Linked DNA regions of Homo sapiens: region 2 is linked to region 1. Evidence: read pairs that join two places in POLR2A ChIA-PET (ENCODE). Cell type or tissue: B cell. All regions are shown on one strand. Links, peaks and the distances in the headings refer to the core of each region. The heading gives the core; the rest is flanking DNA.

The links. Peaks named below come from ENCODE experiments on the same cell type or tissue, not always from the same donor. Only the 100,000 strongest peaks of a DNase experiment are listed, where the experiment ranks them.
Region 2: POLR2A ChIA-PET joins it to region 1 with 5 read pairs; 3 of 35 experiments call an interaction of 5 or more read pairs at or near these places.

The regions. Positions count from the first base shown.
Region 1 is chr9:5,610,957-5,616,341 of GRCh38, reverse strand. All of the region lies in intron 1 of INCR1 (interferon stimulated noncoding RNA 1), which reads left to right. Among named protein-coding and RNA genes, the nearest start is that of RIC1, 15 kb to the left of the region's middle. In B cell, for the core only: no CTCF peak of the experiment used is centred there; no DNase peak of the experiment used is centred there; H3K27ac peaks cover 1,616 bases.
Region 2 is chr9:4,769,779-4,775,163 of GRCh38, reverse strand. It overlaps the pseudogene ECM1P1. Among named protein-coding and RNA genes, the nearest start is that of RCL1, 20 kb to the left of the region's middle. In B cell, for the core only: no CTCF peak of the experiment used is centred there; no DNase peak of the experiment used is centred there.

The sequences.
Region 1 (5,385 bases), core at 321-5,320:
TGTGAAAACCAGATAAGACCAAGTAGTGGAAGTGACCTTGGGTCATTCAATAGCAATTATGGGCAAGTTAAACCTGACCACCTGGCCCCTGCTGATCACCTTCATATTGCCCTGCTAGCCCTAAGTTACCTTTAACCGTTTTTTTACCTGCAGGTGGAAATGTTAATATCTGTCATACCAGGTTGTTATTTTTTTAAGTGCTAGAAACCAGGCACTGGCATTAATCTGTGCCTTTAGTGGTATATTGTGGATTAGTCACAAAGAACTTTGTGTCTAATGATTGGTACTGTTACATAAATTATAACAGTAACTAGCATTTATTCTGCACTTATGTACTAGATACTGCTCTAAGCATTTTACATTATTTAATTTTTATCCTCTCAACAATCACATGAGATACATATTATCCCCATTTTACAGATGAGGAAATTGGGGCTTAGAGAAGCTCAAGGCTCACAGAGCTGGAAAGTGATGGAGTCAAAACTTGAACCCAGAATCCCCAAGTTTATCAACTTCACTATACCATCTCTTTCCACAAACTTATTTTCTCACCAACTAAATGTATATAATAATTTATGTCAGGCTGTCTTATTAACTACATTTTTTTTAACTCCTAAGGTATTTGTTTTTACTCAATCCTTCATGTATAAAATTACTTTGCTAAAGAAATGAAGGAAATCAGTATTTTCACATTTACTTGGAGAATAATATCTTGTGTATCTTAGGCAAAAATGAAAACAATAATTTATCTAAAGGGTCATGTGAATTCTTGAAAATAAACAGTGCTGTAGATCTTTCTGTGGCATACATCCATGGATGTAAAAGTAAGAGAGGGAAGAAGGAATCACATCACCCAGGTATGATGTTGAAGGCTATAAATGAATCAAAGAGTTAACATTTAACAATAGGATCATATTTTAACACCATTTTCTTTCTTTCTTTTTCTTTTTTCTTTCTTTTTTGAAGGGGGTGAGGAGGGGAGGGACTGGGGCTGAAGAGTAAGGGCGGGGGAAGAAGTCTCCATATTTTAACAACATTAATCCATCCACATCATTTAATATATAATACACCAAAGGCAGAATCTCCCTGTACCCTGGTCACTTTCTCAGGATGCCCATTGTAATGCGCTACAGGCTCTTACTGTCCTCCACAGTTTCCTAGGAGTTGATTGTTTTCTTAGCTTATGCTGCCACTACGTGCTGCTTTCCATTAGAGGGGAATCTTCTTCTGTAGGACTTGGGAATCCCTTCTGTAGGAAGGGAGCAAAGTGTCCCAACATCTCCCCTAACTGGACACCTCTCTAACTCCAAGCAAACATATTGTTCTCAGAGGTTTTCTGAGGATTCCTGTGTGGTAAAGACAAAAATGTTTGCATGAATAGCAAGACTCCCTCCATATTTTTATCTTGACCAGTAAATGAAAACATGGGTTTAAATCAGCTGTATGTGTGGATTAGAAAACAAAGTTGACCATTGCCTATATATACTTCATCATTGAGTCCATGTTCTTCTATGATCAAGCAGATAAACAGTTTACCTGTTAGTATTTGTTAAAAAGCAGTGAGGGGTGGCTGGGCGTGGTGGCTAATGCCTGTAATCCCAGCATTCTGGGAGGCTGACGTGGGTGGATCACTTGAGGTCATGAGTTAAGACCAGCCTGGCCAACATGGTGAAACCCCGTCTCTACTAAAAGTACAAAAATTAACTGGGTGTGGTGGTGCACGCCTGTAATCCCAGCTATTTGGGAGGCTGAGCCAGGAGAATTGCTTGAACCCAGGAGGCAGAGGTTACAGTAAGCCGAGATCGCACCACAGCCTAGGTCACAGAGCGAGACTCCCCATCTAAAGAAAAAAAAAAAAAAGCATTGAGGGGTTATCCAGCTCTGTAACTCAAATCTCTGGTGAAAGTGCTGTTTGACTGGAATGTGGTGAGCATATTGGGCGTCTTCAAGACTCAATGAATGGGGATTGAGTGCTTAGATACTCTAAAGATTATCTCAAAATATTCTGTTATTGCTCATACAGTTCCTTCTTGTGGTTGGAGTATTCAGAAGAAGAAATGTCTACTTACAACTTTATTTTCCTCTCTGAATCTACAGATTTTATAAAAAATAATGGGCATTTCTAAGTTTGCTCTTCATGAATGTGTTAACAATACCCCAAGCGACTGCTTCAAAAACCAATTTGTTTCAGATTATTATAACAGCCATGTAAATTTAAGTATGATGTCTCAGGCAAAACTTGGTTAATGCGGACATGAAGTTGAATATATAAAATTAATGACAGATATTAAAATGTGTAAATGCAATTGATTTTTTTTTTCCAGTCTCACTGTCGCCCAGGCTGGAGTGCAGTGGCACAATCTGCAACCTCCGCCTCCTGGGTTCAAGTGATTCTTGTGCCTCAGCCTCTGCAGTAGCTGGGATTACAGGTGCCTGCCACCATGCCTGGCTAATTTTTGTACTTTTAGTAGAGATGGGTTTCACCATATTGACCAGGCTGGTCTCAAGCTCCTGGCCTCAAGTGATCTGCCTGCCTCGGCCACTCAAAAGTGCTGGGATTACAGGGGTGAGCCACCATGCCCGACCTAAATGCAATAGTTAACAATTTACAATACCATTAACCTTAACAAGGCAAGATTTTGCCCATGCCCATGTTATTCCCTGAAAATTTGGGCACCACTGGATGTCCAGTTAATCAGTAAAGATGATAGAGTCACAAGTTGAGAAATGATCCTATAAGTGTAGTAAAAGTGGTATAAAAGAGCCTCATTGACCGGGCGCAGTGGCTCATGCCTGTAATCTCAGCATTTTGGGAGGTCGAGGTGGGTGGATCACGAGGTCAAGAGTTTGAGACCAGCCTGGCCAATATGGTGAAACCCCGTCTCTACTAAAAATACAAAAAATAGCCAGGCATGGTGGTGCGCGCCTGTAGTCCCAGCTACCTGGGAGGCTGAGGCAGGAGAATTGCTTGAACCTGGGAGACGGAGGTTGCAGTGAGCCGAGATCACCCCACTGCACTCCAGCCTAAGTGACAGAGGGAGACTTTGTCTTAAAAAAAAAAAAAGCCTCATTCAGTTTATGTTTGCATGAAATATGATACATAGTATTACCACATTCAGGCCATATGAGTAAATTATACATCCTCCAAAATTATATATATACATTTGTCTTTCATTTACTTATGACCATTTACTCAATGTTCTGTTTTTAACGTGTTAGCATTTTCTTTCATTATTCCAGTTATTAATGGTTGCATTTTCTGGAATCTCTTCTTATTAAACTTGGGTAAATATAGAATACATTTGAAAAGAACAGACCAAGAGAGAACTTCTGAAAGAAATTCCATTCAATCAAGCAATCAAAGAACCATCCAGTGTGTCAATATTCAATAATCCCCCAAAACCTTTGTCTCCTGTCTCACAATGACACTGTCAGCTTCAAGAACAGGAAACCATCATCAGAGGCTTCTTCCTAGAGACTGCAACCCCATGCTTTCCTTCCAGCATTGCCCCATCCACTCCAACTGGGTCCTCCTTCTTCATAGGTCCACCGTTTCTTTGCTCTTTGTCTTAGTTTTGGTTCCCCCAGAAGCCAGATCCTAAGGCATTAATATGTACACAAGTAGCTTACTTGGGTAGTGATCTCAGGAAATATGGGCAAGGGAAGTGAGACAAAGAGGGAAGGCAATCAATAAAAAGGGCATGTTTTCAAGTGGGTTAGTACTGTGGGTAATGGACTTAATCCCTCTGGAGAATTTTGGGTACCAGTGTAAAATTCATGCCTCTGAGTTACTCTACCAGAGTAGCAAAGGAGCTGAAGTATTCATACCCCAACTCCTATCAATCATTAGTTAAAGGCTGCACTTAAGGCATTACATCTCCTCAAACCTATGCTCACATATGGAGCTCCAGCCACCAGAGAAGGCCATTAAGCAAGATGGTCCAGCTGCTGGCACTTGGTAAGGCTCAGGAGACATGGGCAGGGCACCAACTGTATCTGCCACACTGCTATCTGTGATCCCAATCTAGTACACTAAGACCCATGATTAAAAGCCAGGGATTACAAAATAGGAAAGAAGATCAAAGGCTTTGGAGTCAGACTGATTGGTTTCAAAACCTGATTTCTTAACCTTTCTAAGCTTCAAAATTCCATAGAGGATTGTTACGGAGATTGAATAATGTAATCCATGTAAAAGTATCCAGTATTGTGACTAGCACATAGTACATATTCCCAAAAATGCTAGTTAATAATATTAACACCTGATCCCCTCATGGAGACATAAAACTGAACAGGACCTACTTTGTTCTCTGGCCAGATTGCCCAGCAGGGACCCAGCAATTCCAGTTTTGCTACTGGCATAGCATTTACACTGGTGTCGGTGAGCAGAACTGACTAAAGGACTGGGCCTCAGTTCAAGTAGTCATCAAGATATGGCCAGATGAAGCCCTGCATTGTCATCAGTGCAGAGTGGGTTGCTTCAAGCTGCGTGGGGCTCTATGGAACCCGGAAGAGTAGATGGATCTCCTAAGGAAGGAATAGGTTCTAGAGCAAGCCCACCTGGTGGTCCAACTTAGCCTCTTTACACTATTTTCCTACCCAGCCACTCAGTCTAAGTTTTTTAATGTTTATGAGAAAAAGGGAGAAAAGAACTAGTACTTATCCTTCTCAATATCAAGTTCTAATGCAGCAATATAACTGCCCTTCCAATAAGCAAAGTATTTTTGGAATTCCTTAGTTCAAATGAAATTACATGGTTCACATGCTCAAGGCATTTTTTTCCAAATGTTTTTCATTCCCAGTCAGTAGAGACCAGACTTTTGGAAAAACTCAAACTTTCATTAAAGCTCAGCCATGCAGGATATAAAAGCTGGGTGGGTCCACTTTGATTTTGCTTCGTTGCTAACCATTTCCACTTAACTGACAGCAAGAACAGATTTTTGGAAGAGAATGCAAAGGGCATGGAGAGGCCCGTGACATCACATAAAAACTCTAGCAAAAGAAAACTTAGAGAAGAAAATTTACTGTATTTTCCAAACAGCAGAAAACACTAATTTTTCAATTTTTAATATAGAATCTGAAATAAATATATAGCAAATTTATTTCAGTACAATATGGTATTTTTCTAAATCACTGATCATGAAGACTACAGTTGAAATACCAAATTTTAAAAAACAGCCACTAATATTTATAGACCCCTAATAAAAATATTGCCTTCCCTTGGAAAACCAAACATCATATGTTCTCACTCATAAGTGGGAGATAAGCTATGGGGATGCAAAGGCGTAAGAATGACACAATGGACTTTGGGGACTCAGAGGAAGAGTGGGAAGGGGGTGAGAGATAAAAGACTACAAATTGGGTTCAGCGTATACTGCTCAGGAGATG
Region 2 (5,385 bases), core at 59-5,058, 840 kb after region 1:
TGTGCCACAGAGTGGGGAGGGATAGCATTAGGAGATGTACCTAATGCTAAATGACGAGTTAATGGGTGCAGCACACCAACATGGCACATGTATACATATGTAACAAACCTGCACATTGTGCACATGTACCCTAAAACTTAAAGTATAATAATAATAATAATAAAACAAAGAAAGAAAAAAAAAGTTCTACTCACATCTAAGTTTTTCTCTCTTTTTTTTTTTTTTTTATTTGAGACAGAGTGTCGCTCTGTTGCCCAGGCTAGAGGGTAGTGGCGCGATCTTGGCCCACTGCAACCTCCACCTCCTGGGTTTAAGTCATTCTCCTGCCTCAGCCTCGCAAGTAGCTGGGATTACAGGCGCCTGCCACCATGCCTGGCTAATTTTTTTGTATTTGTAGTAGAGATGGGGTGTCACCATGTTGGCCAGGCTGGTTTCAAACTCCTGACTCAAGTGATCTGCCCACCTCGGCCTCCCAAAGTGCTGGGATTACAGATGTGAGGCACCGCACCCGGCTCACATCTAAATTTTTAAAAATTATAAATTATATGCTATTTATAATATAAATATTTTTATTTGCCCATTAAAATAAGGCCTATGCACTATGTTGCCTATCCAATCCTAGGTGTGACTATGTGTTTTGCTTTGGCCAATGAAATGTGAGCAGAAGTTACTTGTGTCACTTTCATGCTGAAGCTCCTCTTTTCCTTTGTCATGGCAACCAGTATTTTTCCAGTAGCTGCTCCATCAGCCTGGGTCTTGGAGTAGGAACCACTATGTTGCAACAATCAACTCCCCAAGGACAAGCAGCCAGAGTGAGAAATGAACCGAGGTGGTTTCAAGCTACTGAAATTTGGTGGTTGCTTGTTAGTGTAACATAACCTAGCCTATCTTGACTGATAAAGCAAAGAGTCTTTAATTTGGCTCTATATTATGGAGACCCCAGGTTTTGATGCAATTGAAGACATTGGAAACGTATTATCTTTGAAACAGCACAGAGGTACTAAACGATTACTCTGTAACTGAGAGAAAAACATGTATGATCTATGGAATTAATATCAGCTTACAGGTCAATTAAGTTGTTAATTATTCATGGAATCATAGGTTTTCAGGGCTTGAGGGATCTTGGAGATGACCAAGCCCAATACTCTGTCCAACACACAGCTCCCCTATACACCACACCCAGAGCATGGTCTTCTAGGGTCTTATTGTAAACCCCCATGGATTGACAGCTTATGCCACGTGAGGCATTGTGGTCCATTTCCTGATAACTCTGTTTAAACATGCTTTTTTGCATGGCAAGTTGACTTCTTTCTTCCTCATATTGCAATGCTTTGGTTATGGGAGCAAACTTAACCCCTCATGCAATAAAGCCCTAATATGCCACCTTCTCATCCTAGTGAAATATACCCGGTTTTGTACACTATTCCTCAATGTCATTCCAGACCATTGTCTTTCCCAGTCATTGACCTGGGGTCCACCTGTAAGTCTGGTAGACCATTCTTCAGTACAATAAAAAAGACTCTGCGAGGCTGAGCGCAGTGGCTCATGCCTGTAATCTCAGCACTTTGGGAGGCCGAGGCGGGTGGATCATGAGGTCAGGAGATCGAGACCATCCTGCCTAACACGGTGAAACCCCGTCTCTACTAAAAATACAAAAAAATTAGCCGGGCGTGGTGGCGGGTGCCTGTAACCCCAGCTACTCAGGAAGCTGAGGCAGGAGAATCGCTTGGACCGGGAGGTGGAGGTTGCAGTGAGCCCGAGATTGTGCCACTGCACTCCAGCCTCGGTGACAGAGTGAGACTCTGTCTCAAAAAAAAAAAAAAAAAGTCTCTGCATTTGGCATGCACTGTTCTCTACTCCCCTTCCTTGTCATATCCCCAACTCCACCACATCCCAAACTGGTTGCTGGTAAAATAGAAGCCCTAGCACAGTAAAGCAAACCCATAAAAAACACCTTTCATGTGACAGTTGTCTAAGAAATCAAAGCCACATCAAGAAGAATGGCTAATATTTAGGTCTGGAACTGTAATAATTTAAAAAAGGACAATTCCCTGAATTTTCCCTTCAGGGAGAAGTATTGGAAAAATGGATTTATTGCATAATTCCAGCCGAATTAGTTTTGGGACCAAAGCAGTCTGAAACCAGAAAAGGGAAACTAGCTGCAATGAATTCCAGGAAATATCAACATGTGTGTACTTCTTAGAGGGAAATTTCCAGGGATTTCTGGGAACATTTTGTAGCTTCGGTGCTTACATATGTTTAGTGTACGTAAGGCAAAAGCTTAACCCAAAGATATTCAGAAATTGACACAGTGAGTCTTTTCTTTTTCTTAAAAAAAGTGTCCTATTTTTTCCTGATTTATAAAAATACTACATTATCATAGAAAGTTTAGAAAACACAGAAAAATATACAAAAGTAGAAATTAAATCAGGGCAAATACTCTTACAATAAATTCTTTGTATTATCCAATAGATAATGGTATACTTATTAATGATCATGTTTGATGTAAAAAAAATAATAATAATGGAGCCAGGTGCAGTGGCACAAACCTATAGTACCAGCTACTCAGGAGGCAGAGGCAGTAGGGTTGCTTGAGCCCAGGAATTCAATGCTGTAATGCACTATGGTCATACCTGTGAGTAGACACTACACTCCAGCCTGGGCAACACTGTGGGGCCCCATTTCTAAAAATAAAAATTTTTAAAACTAGGTTGAAAATTACTTTGGTTGTGTTCTTAAATTCTGTTGAACAGAATTTAGGATTCTTAGAAATTTAACTCTCTTCTTCCTGCTGGAATTATAGAATCTATGTTAATTTCTTGACCTTACAAACAAGGAAATCAGTAATAATAAACTCCGTGATTGTTCCATTGCTGACCAAAATGTCAAAAAATGTTTCCAGCTAGGCTTTTTTCAGCAGCCCATAGAAAATATTTATGGTCATTTCAAACTCAACATGTTTAAAAACTGAGTTCATCTTCCACTCAAATTTGAGGTTCTTCCCAGTCATGCCATTTTTCGGAAGAGACAGGTAATGCTATTTTTCTGGCCCACCAGATTCACAACATCAATGCATCTCTCTCTCTTCTTATCAATATATTCAAGGGCCTGGTGTGGTGGCTTATACCTGTAATCCCAGCACTTTGGGAGGCCAAGGCAGGAGGATCACTTGAAGCCAGGAGTGGAGACCAGCCTGGGCAACATAGCAAGACCCCATCTCTACAAAAAAAATTACAAATTAGTAGGAAATGGCAGTGTGCACCTGTAGTCCCAGTAACTTGAGAGACTGAGACAGGAGGATAACTTGAGCCCAGGAGTTAGAGGTAGTAGTAAGTTATGATCATGCCATTGCACTCCAGCCTGGGTGGCAGAGTAAGACCTTGTCTCTGAATAAACAAACAAACAAATAAGTCATATTAAAGAAGATAGCAATTCTTTTTTTAGGAGGGGGACAGAGTCTCGTTCTGTCACCCAGGCTGGAGTGCAATGATGCGATCTCGGCTCACTGCAACTTCTGTCTCCCGGGTTCAAGGGTTTATCTTGCCTCAGCCTCCTGAGTAGCTGGGGCTACAGGCGTGGGATACCATGCCTAATTTTTTTTTGAGACGGAGTTTTGCTCTGTCGCCCAGGCGCCCAGGCTAGAGTGCAGTGGCGTGATCTCAGCTCACTGCAGGCTCCGCCTCCTGGGTTCACGCCGTTCTCCTGCCTCAGCCTCCTGAGTAGCTGGGACTACAGGCGCCCGCCACCATGCACGGCTAATTTTTTGTATTTTTTTTTTTAGTGGAGATGGGGTTTCACCATGTTAGCCAGGATAGTCTCAAACTCCTGACCTCAAGTGATCCACCCACCTCGGCCTCCCAAAGTGCTGGGATTACAGGCATGAGCCACTGCACCCGGCCAAAGAAGATAGCAATTCTGTTGATTCTTCCTTTAAACCCTCTGTAGGATTCCAGCCCCTCCCTTTGAAATTTCATGTCACAACCTTAGGCCCTATCAACTGGGAAGCTATTAATAAAGGAGAACCAGAATTAATCTCCATCCAGCCGCCTTCATTATTCTTCCTAAAGTATCCTTATGTTTTCAGTCCTTTTTTTCTTTACAATGTGTGTTAGCTCCAAATTGCTTACTGACTCAAATCAAAACTCTTTGGCCTAATGCCATTCACCCAAAAACTATTGATTTAACTACTCTGTGCCAGGCACTGTGCTGGGCAGGAAGGATGCAATGGTGACCTTAACAGACAAGATTCCCTGCCTTGTGGTGCTACAATCTAGTGGGGAAGACAGATAAAAAAAATTGAACAACAACAACAAAACAACAAAATAAATATTTAACTTGTGACAAGTGTTCTGAAGGACATCAACAGAGCGCTGTGCCCAAGAATCACAGAGACAGTCTGTCTACTCTGGCTGCTGTGTGAGGTGAAGATTGGAGGGAGTTGAAAGAGGACATGGGGAGAACAATAAAAAGAACGCTGCCATTGTCTGTGTCTGAGCAGCAGATGACAATGGCCTGGATCATGGTGATGGCAATGGAGAGGAAGGGACATGGTCATGTTAGAGATGTAGTTAAGAAGTAGAGGTGATAGGACTGGCTCATGAATCTGACGCAAGAAGGTAGTAAGCAAAAAAGCTGAATCAAAGATCATGTCCAGCTTTCTGGTTTGAACAATTGGGTAGATGGTGGTGCTAGTTACTGAGATGAGAAATATAATAGAAGAGGGGATTTTGGAATTATAATCAAGGGCTGCACAGGGTGCAGTGGCTTATGCCTGTAATCCCAGCACTTTGGGAGGCCAAGGTGGGTGGATCACCTGAGGTTAGGAGTTCGAGACCAGCCTGGCCAACATGGTGAAACTCTGTCTCTACTAAAAATACAAAAATTAGCCAGGTGTGGTGGTGCACGCCTGTAGACCCAGCTACTTGGGAGGCTGAGGCAGGAGAATTACTTGAATCCGGACCTCAGTGATTCTCCTGCCTCAGCTGGAGGCAGAGGTTGGAGGCAGCTGTTGCAGTGAGCCAAGATTGTGCCACTGCACTCCAGCCTGGGCGACAGAGTGAGACTCCATCTCAAAAAAATAAAAAATAAAATAAAATCAAGGGCTCCATTTTTGGATGTAACGAACCATATAAGGAGCAGAACCAGCTCTGCCATCACAACAATAGTAGCAGCCACAAGAAGCATGTTCCTGCGGTCCCTCCCCTTAAACCCAGCTCTCCCAGACAGAACCCAACCCTCTGAGCAGCCAGTGGTTGATCCTCATCCCAGCTGGGGACCCCGTTTAGAGCAGCTTTGACCTTGGCTTATTGAATTTGTCTTCTGCTGCGTTACAGGAGGTTCCAACCCTCCAGAGCAGAAAGATGTGTGACCAAAATACCTCCCCAG